Regions from separate parts of the Homo sapiens genome. Here all the other regions are linked to region 1. A link is a loop called in an ENCODE intact Hi-C map of the cell type or tissue named here. Cell type or tissue: heart left ventricle. All regions are shown on one strand. Each heading gives the region's core, and the rest is flanking DNA. Links, peaks and the distances in the headings are about the cores only. Region 1 holds the start of TEFM (transcription elongation factor, mitochondrial). Region 2 overlaps NF1 (neurofibromin 1). Region 3 overlaps NF1 (neurofibromin 1).

Region 1 (5,018 bases), core at 1,254-3,753:
TGTTATCCGGGCTTGTTCCTTCAAAGGGCTCTAAGGGGACTCTGGCCCATGCCTCTCTCCTAGTTTCTAGTGACTATTGGCAACCCTTGGCCTTTCTGGGTTTGTAGAAAGCATCATTCCAATCTCCGCTTCCATCTTCACATGGCATTCACAGAGTCATCTTCTCATAAGAACAGCAGCCATGTTGGATTAGTCCCTGCCCCAGTCCAGCGTGTCCTCATTTTATTTTATTTATTTACTTATTTTTTTGAGACAGAGTCTCGCTCTGTCGCCCAGGCTGGAGTGCAGTGGTGCCATCTCAGCTCGCTGCAAGCTCTGCCTCCCGGGTTCACGCCATTCTCCTACCTCAGCCTCCTGAGTAGCTGGGACTACAGGCGCCCGCCACCACGCCCGGCTAATTTTTTGTATTTTTTAGTAGAGACGGGGTTTCACCGTGTTATCCAGGATGGTCTCGATCTCCTGACCTCGTAATCCCCCCTCCTCGGCCTCCCAAAGCGCTGGGATTACAGGCGTGAGCCACCGTGCCGGCCTTCCTGTCCTCATTTTAATTAGTTACATCTACAATGACCTTATTTGGAAATAATAAGGTACTGGGGGTTAGGACTTCAACAAATCTGTTTTGAGGGATGCAATTCAATCATAACATCTCAGTAAACTGAATAAGCCCTACAGTTGAGGAAATTATTTCCTCCTGATTTGGAGGATTTTGCAGAAAAAAGTTGATGTTATTTCTTGTTAGATTCCTAAGTTCCCCAGAAACTGCCAAGGTTTCTAGACTTCCTATGAGCAATTTTTTTTCTTTTTTTGAGACAAGGTCTGGCTCTGTCCCCCACGCTGGAGTGTGGTGACACGATCTCCACTCACTGCAACCTCTACCTCCCGGGCTCAGGTGATTCTCCCACCTCAGCCTCCTGAGTAGCTGGGATAACAGGCGTGCTCCACCACACCCGGCTAATTTTTTCGTAGAGACGGGGTTTCGCCATGTTGCCCAGGGTGGTCTGGAACTCAAGAGCTCAAGCGATCCGCCCGTCTCGGCCTCCCAAAGTGCTGGAATTACACTTTGGGAGCCACTGCTCCCGACCAGCACATTTTATTAATACTTATGATTCCCCTACATCCCCACTGCCTTCCAGACACAAACAATCAACCCATTGCTGCCTCATAAAAACGCAAACTCATCACCTTTCCCTCCCTCCTGAATTCCCCGTTTTTCACAAAACTGGCTCCCCATCTTCCAGAAATAATTCTTTTCTTTCCACTCTCCTTACATCTCCTAGGTTCAATTCCTTACGGTTGGCCAGGCGCAGTGGCCCACGCCTGTAATCCCAGCACTTTGGGAGGCCGAGTCGGGCGGATCACCTGAGGTCAGGAGTTCGAGACCAGCCTGGCCAACATGGTGACACCTGTCTCTACTAAAAATACAAAAATTAGCCGGGCGTAGTGGCGCTCGCCTGTAATCTCAGCTACTCGGGAGGCTGAGGCACGAGAATCACTTGAAATCGGGAGGCGGAGTTTGCAGTGAGTCCAGATCGCACCACTGCACTCCAACCTGGGCGACAGAGCAAGACTGTTAAAAAAAAAATTCCTTACGCTTGCCTCTCACCTGGGAAGATACACTCTCTTCGCGACTTCTCATTGCTCCCAGGCTCTTCACCTGCAATCCAGCCTCACATTCGCTATACAGTATATGGCCAATTTTCTAGGAACACTCTCCAGTCTGACTGCAAATCATAAACCTCGGGGACTTCAGGCTTCCTATCTGGTGGAGTATTCAACTGCTCCACCCATTATTCAAGGACCAACTAAATTCGGCGCTACATTCATCTCCCTTTATCCCTTCTAAGAGGAATACCGCTCCAGCGCCAACGCAATCTCCTCCTCCCTCGCCTTTACCTAATCCCTTGCCTGCCCTGTTTCCCCGCTGAGCTCCTCAAACACTTCGCATCTCTCCCCGTTATTCCAGTCTACCTGGTGAAAAGGTTATTTGAGGACCTTGTCTACGCTGCCCCTACCTGATCCCGCTCCCGGCGCCACAGGCTGGGCCCCAACAGGAGCTCCTCAATCTAAGTGTCTAGGAGAAACCCAGGGAGTCTCCACGAAGGAGGCACTTTACCCACTACAGACTAAAACTGGCCTCGGAATCGCCTTCCTGGAGATTCGGCCCAGCGGCTCTCAGGAGTCGGTAGGGGCAAGAACGTTTCCCCGGTGCAGTGGAAGAAGACTGCGGGCCAGCCAGGGACTCGGGATCCGGGGACAGGGCCTCGGCAGGCGCCCGCCTGGAAGCCCGCAGCCCAGACGCGGACGACCCACTGCTCAGCGGGACACACCTCGGGCCTTGCCCCGGAACGCCGCTTGGACAACAACCTTTCCGCCGAGTGCAGGCCGAGCGCTTTTGGGCGCAGCACGCAGGAACCGGAAGTCAATGGAGGAAGACTGGACCTACTGATTCAACTTGGAGATGAGCGGGTCTGTCCTCTTCACGGCGGGAGGTAGGGTGCTTGGAACACTGGGGTGATTTCCCGTCTGTCATTAGCCTCTGACCCTAGAGGCTAATGGAATACGGCGGGAGGTAGGGTGCTTGGAACACTGGGGTGATTTCCCGTCTGTCATTAGCCTCTGACCCTAGAGGCTAATGGAATACGGCTGGAGGTATTCTGGAGGAACCTGGAGTGTTTCCTTCCTCATGTCCCTCATGTCCTAGAGTGTTTCCTTCCTCATGTCCCTTGTTCAGGCCCCTCTCTTGGGGCCCCAGCCTAGCTGACGGGGCAGTTTTCGGAACATTTGTGCTTCCCCGGCCTCAGGGTCCACGGGTGGCTCCTCAGAGTGGGCGGATGGTTCACATTCTCACAGCCGCTTGCTTACCTCTGGCCACATTACTTTCCTGTGGCTGCGATGTTAGAGTGACTTCCCACTGGTTTTACAAAGTTATGCATTGTATGGTGTTTCTCATACTTGCAAAAACGTCATGTAGAAGTCTTGAAAAGTGTACGGAAGAAAGTAAAACTGCCCTTAAATCTATCACTTAGCTGAAACATTTCTTATAAACGTACAAAATTTAATTTTATTTAGTTCCACCAGATGAGATACTAAAATGTGAAAATGGAAGTGAAGACAAAACCCTTTTTTTTTTTTTTTTGAGACGGAGTTTCGCTCTTGTTGCCGAGACTGGAGTGCAATGGTGCGATCTCGGCTCACCGCAACCTCCGCCTTCCGGGCTCAAGCGATTCTCCTGCCTCAGCCTCCCGAGTAGCTGGGATTACAGGCATGTGCCACCACGCCCGGCTAATTTTGTATTATTAGTAGAGACAGGGTTTCTCCATGTTGGTCAGGCTGGTCTCGAACTCCCGACCTCAGGTGATCCGCCCACCTCGGCCTCCCAAAGTGCTGGGATTATAAGCGTGAGTCACCGCGCCCGGCCTAAGACAAACCTTAACAGGAAATATTAGTTACAAAAAGATTCCTCTAAATTAAAAATATCAGAAACTTTAAGCAGTTGGAATAATTATTTCAACTACTTGCTTCCTGATGGGTATAAAATACAATTTTCTAGGTAGTAAAACTTCGGACTGATCCATAAATATCGGGAGACATCTCTCGTGACTTGAAAACAACAAAAGCTCTATTTAAAACTCTATATAATATAGTTTAAAAACTAATCCTCTTTTAAAGATGATTCTCGGGCCGGGCACAGTGGCTCACGCCTGTAATCCCAGCACTTTGGGAGGCTGAGGTGGGCGGATCACGAGGTCAGGAGATGGAGACCATCCTGGCTAACACTGTGAAACCCCGTCTCTACTAAATATACAAAAAATTAGCCGGGCGTGGTGGCAGGCGCCTGTAGTCCCAGCCACCTGGGAGGCTGAGGCAGGAGAATGGCGTGAACCTGGGAGGCGGAGCTTGCAGTGAGCCGAGATCGGCCACTGCACTCCAGCCTGGGCAACAGAGCAAGACTCCGTCTCAAAAAAAAAAAAAAAAGATGATTCTCCAAGACAATTTAATATTGTCCTCTATTAGTTCTTAAATTCCAGGAAAGTATTTGTGACTTTGCAAAGGATCTAGTCAAGCTTGCAACTAACCCCAAAGGAAGTAGGACATCCAACTTATATTTTGCTAAATTTTCCTTTTAGAGAGGTGGAGATGCTTTCTGACCCCGTCGAGGTCATCCCTGTACTGGGCCTTACATAATTTCTGCTGTCGGAAAAAATCCACTACACCTAAGAAAATTACTCCCAATGTTACTTTTTGTGATGAAAATGCAAAGGAGCCCGAAAATGCACTTGACAAGCTCTTCTCTTCAGAACAGCAGGCTTCCATCTTGCATGTGTTGAATACAGCATCTACTAAAGAACTTGAAGCTTTCCGATTGCTTCGTGGAAGAAGGTCCATCAATATCGTAGAGCACAGAGAAAACTTTGGGCCATTTCAGAATTTAGAGAGTTTAATGAATGTGCCCTTGTTTAAGTATAAAAGTACAGTTCAAGTTTGTAACTCCATACTTTGTCCAAAGACTGGACGGGAAAAAAGAAAGTCACCGGAAAACCGGTTCCTGAGAAAGCTCCTCAAACCAGACATAGAAAGAGAAAGACTTAAGGTATATTCTTCATGTCTGCTATACTGCCTAATATTTGAGAACCTACTCTAGAAAGCACTCTTCTGGGCATTGGGTTGGGAAGTGGCTAAGACAGGGTTCTTCAGGTTTAGTTGGCAAGTATATGATCACTACCAAATAATGAGATGTACAGATAGTAAATTGGCAGTTGAGAGGAGAGAAAACAATGGGCTGTGACTGTTGTGGAAAGTTTACTGGAAGAACTCAATTTAGGTCTTAAAAGAGAGATCCTTTGGATGGGAGAGGAGGGCATTGTAGGTAGAAAGAACAGTTGATGCTGAGAAGCAGGTCTAGGCAAGGCTTATTTAAGAGGAGTGTCGTTGGAGATACCAGGCTGTGTCTAAGGGTGATGTTAGGATTAATGAGAAATTAAGGAGCAAAGATAGGTTATGGCCAGTGAGTGACTTTA
Region 2 (3,696 bases), core at 1,189-3,688, 310 kb before region 1:
AAATATACTGAAAACAACTGAATTGTAAACTTTAAGATGGTGAATTTTATGGTATGTGGGTATAGTATTTTTATCTCAATAAAATAAAAATTTTATTAAATCAAAACTTCTTTTGTTAGGGATTCTTTTAATCCACATCTATACTTGTTCATTAATGTGAATAATGTCCAGGGAAAATCCTAATGAAAACAAAAACCACGAATTCCCATTAAAAATTACATCAACAATATGAGGAATAATTTTTTTTCCAACAATAGTAAACTGGCTAAAGAACGTATCTCTGGTTTGGAACTTACTGGTTTTGAGCTTATACATGATTGTGATCAAAGGTAAAGGACATACATGTTGGATAAGGATTGCATGATTATCCTGTACAGCCCTCTTGACCCATACAAAGGTCCTGCCCAAATCCACACAGCTGGTAACAAAGCAAAGGCTAGAATTTGCATCGGCAGATACCCATACTTCGGTCCTTTTCATCGTGGAAAAATATAGTGTACTAAGCAAAGAAAATTAACGTTATGTAAAAATGTGAATGCCTACCTTTTTTTTTTTTTTTTTTGAAACGGAGTGCAATGGCGTGATCTCGGCTCACTGCAACCTCTGCCTCCTGGGTTCAACCGATTCTCCTGCCTCAGCCTCCCGAGTAGCTGGGATTACAGGCATGCGCCACCACGTCTAGCTAATTTTTGCATTATTATTAGAGATGGGGTTTCACCATGTTGGCCAGGCTGGTCTCGAACTCCTGACCTCAGGTGATCCACCTGCCTCGGCTTCCCAACATGCTGGGATTACAGATGTGAGCGACCACGCCCTGCCGAATGCCTACCTATTTAGAGACTAAAATGTTTCTCTTAACTTGGAAGCATATATTTGCACTTCAAGAATATATGGTTTGGCCAGGCATGGTGGCTCATGCCTGTAATCCCAGCACTTTGGGAGGCCAAGGCAGGCGGAGTGCTTGAGGTCAGGAGTTCGAGACTAGCCTGGCCAACATGAAGAAACCCCATCTCTCCTAAAAGTACAAGCCGGTTTGGTGGCGGGTGCTTGTAATCTCAGCTACCTGGGAGGCTGAGGCAGGAGAATCACTTCAACCCAGGAGGCGGAGGTTGCAGAGAGCTGAGATCACACCACTGCACTCTAGCCTGGGCAATATAGTGAGACTCTGTCTCAGAAAAAAAAAAAAGAAGAATATATGAAGCCAATGCAACTTGTGTCCCATATTTTATTTTGCTAACTATAGATTTTTCCCCATTATAATGACTAAGGTAAGCCCTCACTGCAATATATCTGTAATTCAAAACCGTTAGCTTATTTTCTGACATTCATATAAATTCATCCAAAACCAAATCATTTTTATTGAATGCCAAAGACACAACAATGAAAAAGAGAAGATGTGTTTCCCATCCTCCATGAGCATGTAGTCTCATGGGGGAAGATATCATCAATGAAATAATCAGATCAACAAGTATAAAAATGCAAATCACATAAGAGCTATTATTAAGGTACATGCTGCTATGACAGCCTATAACATGGAAAAGTGTCCGACTCAGGGAGGCTTCCTTAGTGCAGTGACAATAGCTTAGAATGAGTAGGAATTACTATGTTAAGAGTAAGCAGATTCTAGGCAGAGGGAAAAGCAACTGCAAGGGAGGTATGAAGGCATGTGGTTAGAAAGACTGAAAGGAAGACCATCATGAATAGAGTAAAGGAAGACAAAAAATGTAATGCTACATGTGGAAGAAATGGTAGATGGGAGAAAGATTTTGCACGACCCTGTAGATCTATTTGGAGTTTGGTCTTCATAAGCAAGAGCAATTTCAACTAAAAGGGTTCAAGCTGAGAGGGGGCATAATAAGATTTGCTTTTTAAAGAGACTGCCATAACTTCAGTGTGGAGAAATGATCAGGGGGATCTAAGAAACGATGCAAGCTGAGTAATTAGGAGGCTTGAGAAATTGAGAGTACTAAAATGGAAGACAAAATCATATTACTTTAAAAATACCATGATTGAGACCATTTAATAATTATTCCTACATTCCTCCTAAATTACTAAGACTCAGATTTTTTATGTAAAAGACAAAATGGTCAAATATTTACAACGAATCTTCTATTTTAATGTACTTATGGTTACCTTGAGAAAACTTATTAACCACTAGATGGCAGCAAAGCAAATAATTTCCATTTTAAATGATCCTTGGAAAATGGCAAGTTTTGCTTAAATTCTTCTTGAAGCAACATTTAGTAGAAACGGCATTGGTGAGTTTGGTGCCTGCTTTGAATGTGAATTATCACCACGTAAACAGAGTACTGCTAGTATTATGTGACCTTCATGATGAAATAATGCCACAAATAGCTTGTAACACATAACAAAGGAATGAAGAGAAAGGGAACTTCATTTTTTTATAGAGTTTCACTGACAGGTTTTATGGAATTTTTTCATGCCAAAGATCTGTTTATTCTAATTAGACTTTCAAACTTGAATGGGTTTTTCAGGCTTAAAGTATCACAGGCCTTCTTTTGGGGTCACTGATCCTTTGGGAATGTTCCTTCTTCTCTCCTCTCCACTCTCCAAGAAAAATTACTCATAAATACACATTTTTAAAAAATTCACGAAGTTTCATAGAACTCTTGGAATCATAGGCATGTAGTTACAAACTCCCTGTATTACAGTAATTTAAAAAATATGCCACCAAAATCGAAAGCACCTTAACACTTTTTAAAAAGCCAGTTACTGAGCAAAACGATAAGAAACCTTGCTTGATGCTGCTCTCCAGGGACTGAAGAAGCTCAACAAAGGTTAAACATGTCATCCTATGAAAGACACAATATAGAACTATTACATTTGGTGCATTAATTAGTGTTAAATTGTATCTTATTAATAGCAATAATAGCTAACATTTATTTAGTGCTTATTATGCACCAGGCATTGTTCCTAAAGCATTGTATGTACTATTTCAATTTTCCTAACAGTATCTCTGAGATAGGAACTATTATGATCCCAATATATCAGATGAGAAAACTAAGGCATAGAAAGATTAAATAGTCATCCAAATCACATAGCTAGTAGGTAGTCTCCAGCGTCCATGCTGTTAATCACTTCATTATGACTCATTTTTATTATTTGCGTTGTTCCTAATTACTCTGTGTACCAGAGTGATGTTCTCAGAAATTTAATATCATCTGAGGCAGTAAGAGTAGTTATGACAATAACTGACTACTAGCCAGGCATGGGGGCTCATGCCTGTAATCACAGCACTTGGGGAGGCCGAGGCTGGAGGATGGCTTGAGGTCAGGAGTTCGAAGGCAGTGAGCCATCACTGCTCCACTGCTCTCTAGCTTGGGAAGCAGAGCAAGACCCTGTCTCAAAATAATAATAATAATGATAATCACACTAACTCAAGTACTAACCACACCCATTTTCACCTCATTCTTTTTCCAATACAGTATTTGTAGGCAGAGCCAATGATAACAGAAAGCTGATAACACAAAGAAAGGGGGATAGAAAAGCTAAACTGGCAAAAGCAATCTGGAGATTTTTTAAACCAACAGTATAGATGTAGACACTGTGATCGATGGTCACTTCTATCCCCCATACCAGGATTATACCTGAATAATATATAACTTAGTAATAGGATGAGAACAGAGATCTCATCAAAGTATGTTAGTTTAATGATAGGGAAATTAAGAAGAAAGA
Region 3 (2,540 bases), core at 1-2,500, 300 kb before region 1:
TCTTTAATTCAAACACTAACTCATACATATTATATTATAAAACATAATAGTGAGCATGAGACAAATTGCCCACTTTATGAGCATGTGCATGTGAGACATCTTTTCTCGATGATTAGCCAGTGAATTTGAAAAATAAAGTCTTCAGAGAGCTAATCTGTAGCCAATCTTCTTTTTTTTTTTTTAAGTTTAATGTTTTACAATTTCTGGCACACGTGCATACATGGCATATATTTTCCCAGGTAAGAATGCTATTATCAAAGCTTTAAAAGTGATTAGTGGTTCAACACAGTATTAAAAGTGTATGTGGAAAACCATTACTTATATGTTTACAGACAACAATGATAATTACAACATGAAATTAGTAAATGAAATAAAACTATTAAGTAAACCTATAAATTGATATGCAATGATGACATGATATATGGGAGACTAACAATTACCATAAACAAAGACAAACTGATCCTAGTGAAATATTTTTTAAACAATTATTTTATGTATTTTCTATTTCAATTTACCCTGTTTAACTCTGATGTCTAGTTTTTAGTGCCTATTTTATTTGGAAGTGTATCTTTAACTTTAAAATGAATTACTTGATATATTATTAAAAAATGACAATTGTGAAAATCACTATATCTTTAAAGTCTATCATTTAATAAAAAACTGACTGGATGAATTTTCACTACATATGTAGACTATGCATTAAATGACCTAAAATGTAGGCTTCTAATTTATAATACTCCAGATGTTTATTTAAAAAATCTGGAAGAATAATACATTCAAATTGTAGATAAGAGGGATTGAATAGCCTCACATCTCTCACATTTCAGTCCCAGATTTTTTCTTATTCAAAACTAAGCTAATTGAAGTCTCGACATTTTAATTTCTTCACTTGGAATTCTCAGAATATTTTGAATAGCATCGAGTTATATTACCTTAACCCAAACTGTGGATTACAAATCCTGTTCGCCGGATAGTAAAATATAAAACCAACTTATGATACACATTTTGAATACTGAACTCCATTCAGGGAGGAATCCCAAAACTGGGAGGGAAGAAATGCTTTTTTGGGACAGTATGGTTGTTTACATTTTTCCCTCAACTCCTACTTTATTTAATCTAGTTTCTACAAATGATCAATTTTTAGTCTGATAGTATAATGGATTCCTCCAACTCTCAGCAATTTTGACTTGCCCAAAGCAACCAATGCAACTTGATTTCCTTATACTTACTAAATTATACAGCTTGTGTTAATCAGCCTAAAGTAACAAAAAGCTGAATAATAACAAAGTACATTGAGTGAAGGGTCTTCCTTACCCAACACATCTCGTAAGATCTTGTCAGAAACTGATAAACTAAGAAAGGCATCCCATATAACATCCTATTCAAATTACTGTGTCTTTTTTTAATAGCTTTTGAAACCGTATTGTGGTACCAGGTGCACCACATAAAATAACTTTAGGCTTAAGATTTAGTAATTTTCATAGTTTTCATTTTTCATAATATATTCATTTTAAAGTAAAATACACATTTTCAAATAAAATAAGTATGAAAAACTAGACATCATGTGGTTGGCAAAAAAGTTTAGTATTTTGAGCAGTTACTAAATGTGCCCTTCCTGAACACCAGTCAATTAAAGTAGACTTACTCTTTTTTTCCTTGAAAATACCATGTTTATAGCCAAATGGCAACACTTACATAATATGAACAAATTATGTGGCAATTCCTTAAGAGATTTAAATAATTTTCAAATGCCTTGGAAACAATTCCTTTCAACTACAACCTCTCAGTAGAAAGCAATCATCTCATTTTCAGTATGTGAACTATCCATATGTAAATTACGATAAATTGTCGTAAGGAAAAAACAGAAATAAGTAATATACCAGCTATAGCATGTACCAGTGATGGCTAAGATAATTGGTTCATAAGTGTGTATATTACTTTTTAAATTTCCCAATTACATATCTAATTTAACCTAAAGGAAGTCTATGAAGATTATGCATATAACATAGATCTTACAACTATTAATTCATCTCTTATGGCACATCATAATAAAAAAGATGACAGTACAACTACTATTTTAGTAACTGCTAGGAACCTGCATTATAATAAGAATCAAATAGTGGATATATTTTAGATTTTCTAAGAAGAAACACTAGAATATTTTAGATCTAAACTCAGTACTTATGAACTGAGTATGAGTATGTTTCACAAAAGTAGAACTCCAAACACCTTACTACTTCTACACAAACCCTCAATACACATCACTAAAACTTTTATCTTATTTGAGAATGTGATGCTTTAAAAAAAATGTGTGGACTGGCTAAAGAACCATGGGAGAAGAGAACTTATGAGGTACATTGAACCAAGAATCATTAGAAAAAAAATTTACACTACGAATGAATTTAAGATCAGAAGTCCAAATATCTAAGAATAATTTCATGTGATTTTTCAAGACAAAAATATTGCCATAATAAATGTCTTCAAATGAAACTCTAAAATAGTCAATCTCATAAATTTCTATATTCACTTTATAAATAGTC

The links. Hi-C counts contacts between places; a loop is a spot of excess contacts. Peaks named below come from ENCODE experiments on the same cell type or tissue, not always from the same donor. Only the 100,000 strongest peaks of a DNase experiment are listed, where the experiment ranks them.
Region 2: it touches region 1 in a loop (5-fold over the local background); 20 of 110 quality-filtered maps call a loop at or near these places.
Region 3: a loop joins it to region 1, with 2.4 times the contacts of the local background. A loop is called at or near these places in 20 of 110 quality-filtered maps.

The regions. Positions count from the first base shown.
Region 1 is chr17:30,903,639-30,908,656 of GRCh38, reverse strand. It overlaps TEFM (transcription elongation factor, mitochondrial), which reads left to right and starts at 2,419. Exons shown (of 4, transcript NM_024683.4): 1 at 2,419-2,489; 2 at 4,128-4,591. The coding sequence starts at 2,459. RefSeq lists enhancers at 881-1,681, 1,660-1,929. In heart left ventricle, for the core only: no CTCF peak of the experiment used is centred there; a DNase peak (open chromatin) is centred at 2,366; H3K4me3 peaks cover 2,272 bases; H3K27ac peaks cover 949 bases.
Region 2 is chr17:31,214,806-31,218,501 of GRCh38, reverse strand. The region is part of intron 13 of NF1 (neurofibromin 1); the gene reads right to left. Among named protein-coding and RNA genes, the nearest start is that of OMG, 81 kb to the left of the region's middle. In heart left ventricle, for the core only: a CTCF peak has its summit at 2,154 (motif pointing right); no DNase peak of the experiment used is centred there.
Region 3 is chr17:31,203,545-31,206,084 of GRCh38, reverse strand. The region is part of intron 11 of NF1 (neurofibromin 1); the gene reads right to left. Among named protein-coding and RNA genes, the nearest start is that of OMG, 92 kb to the left of the region's middle. In heart left ventricle, for the core only: no CTCF peak of the experiment used is centred there; no DNase peak of the experiment used is centred there.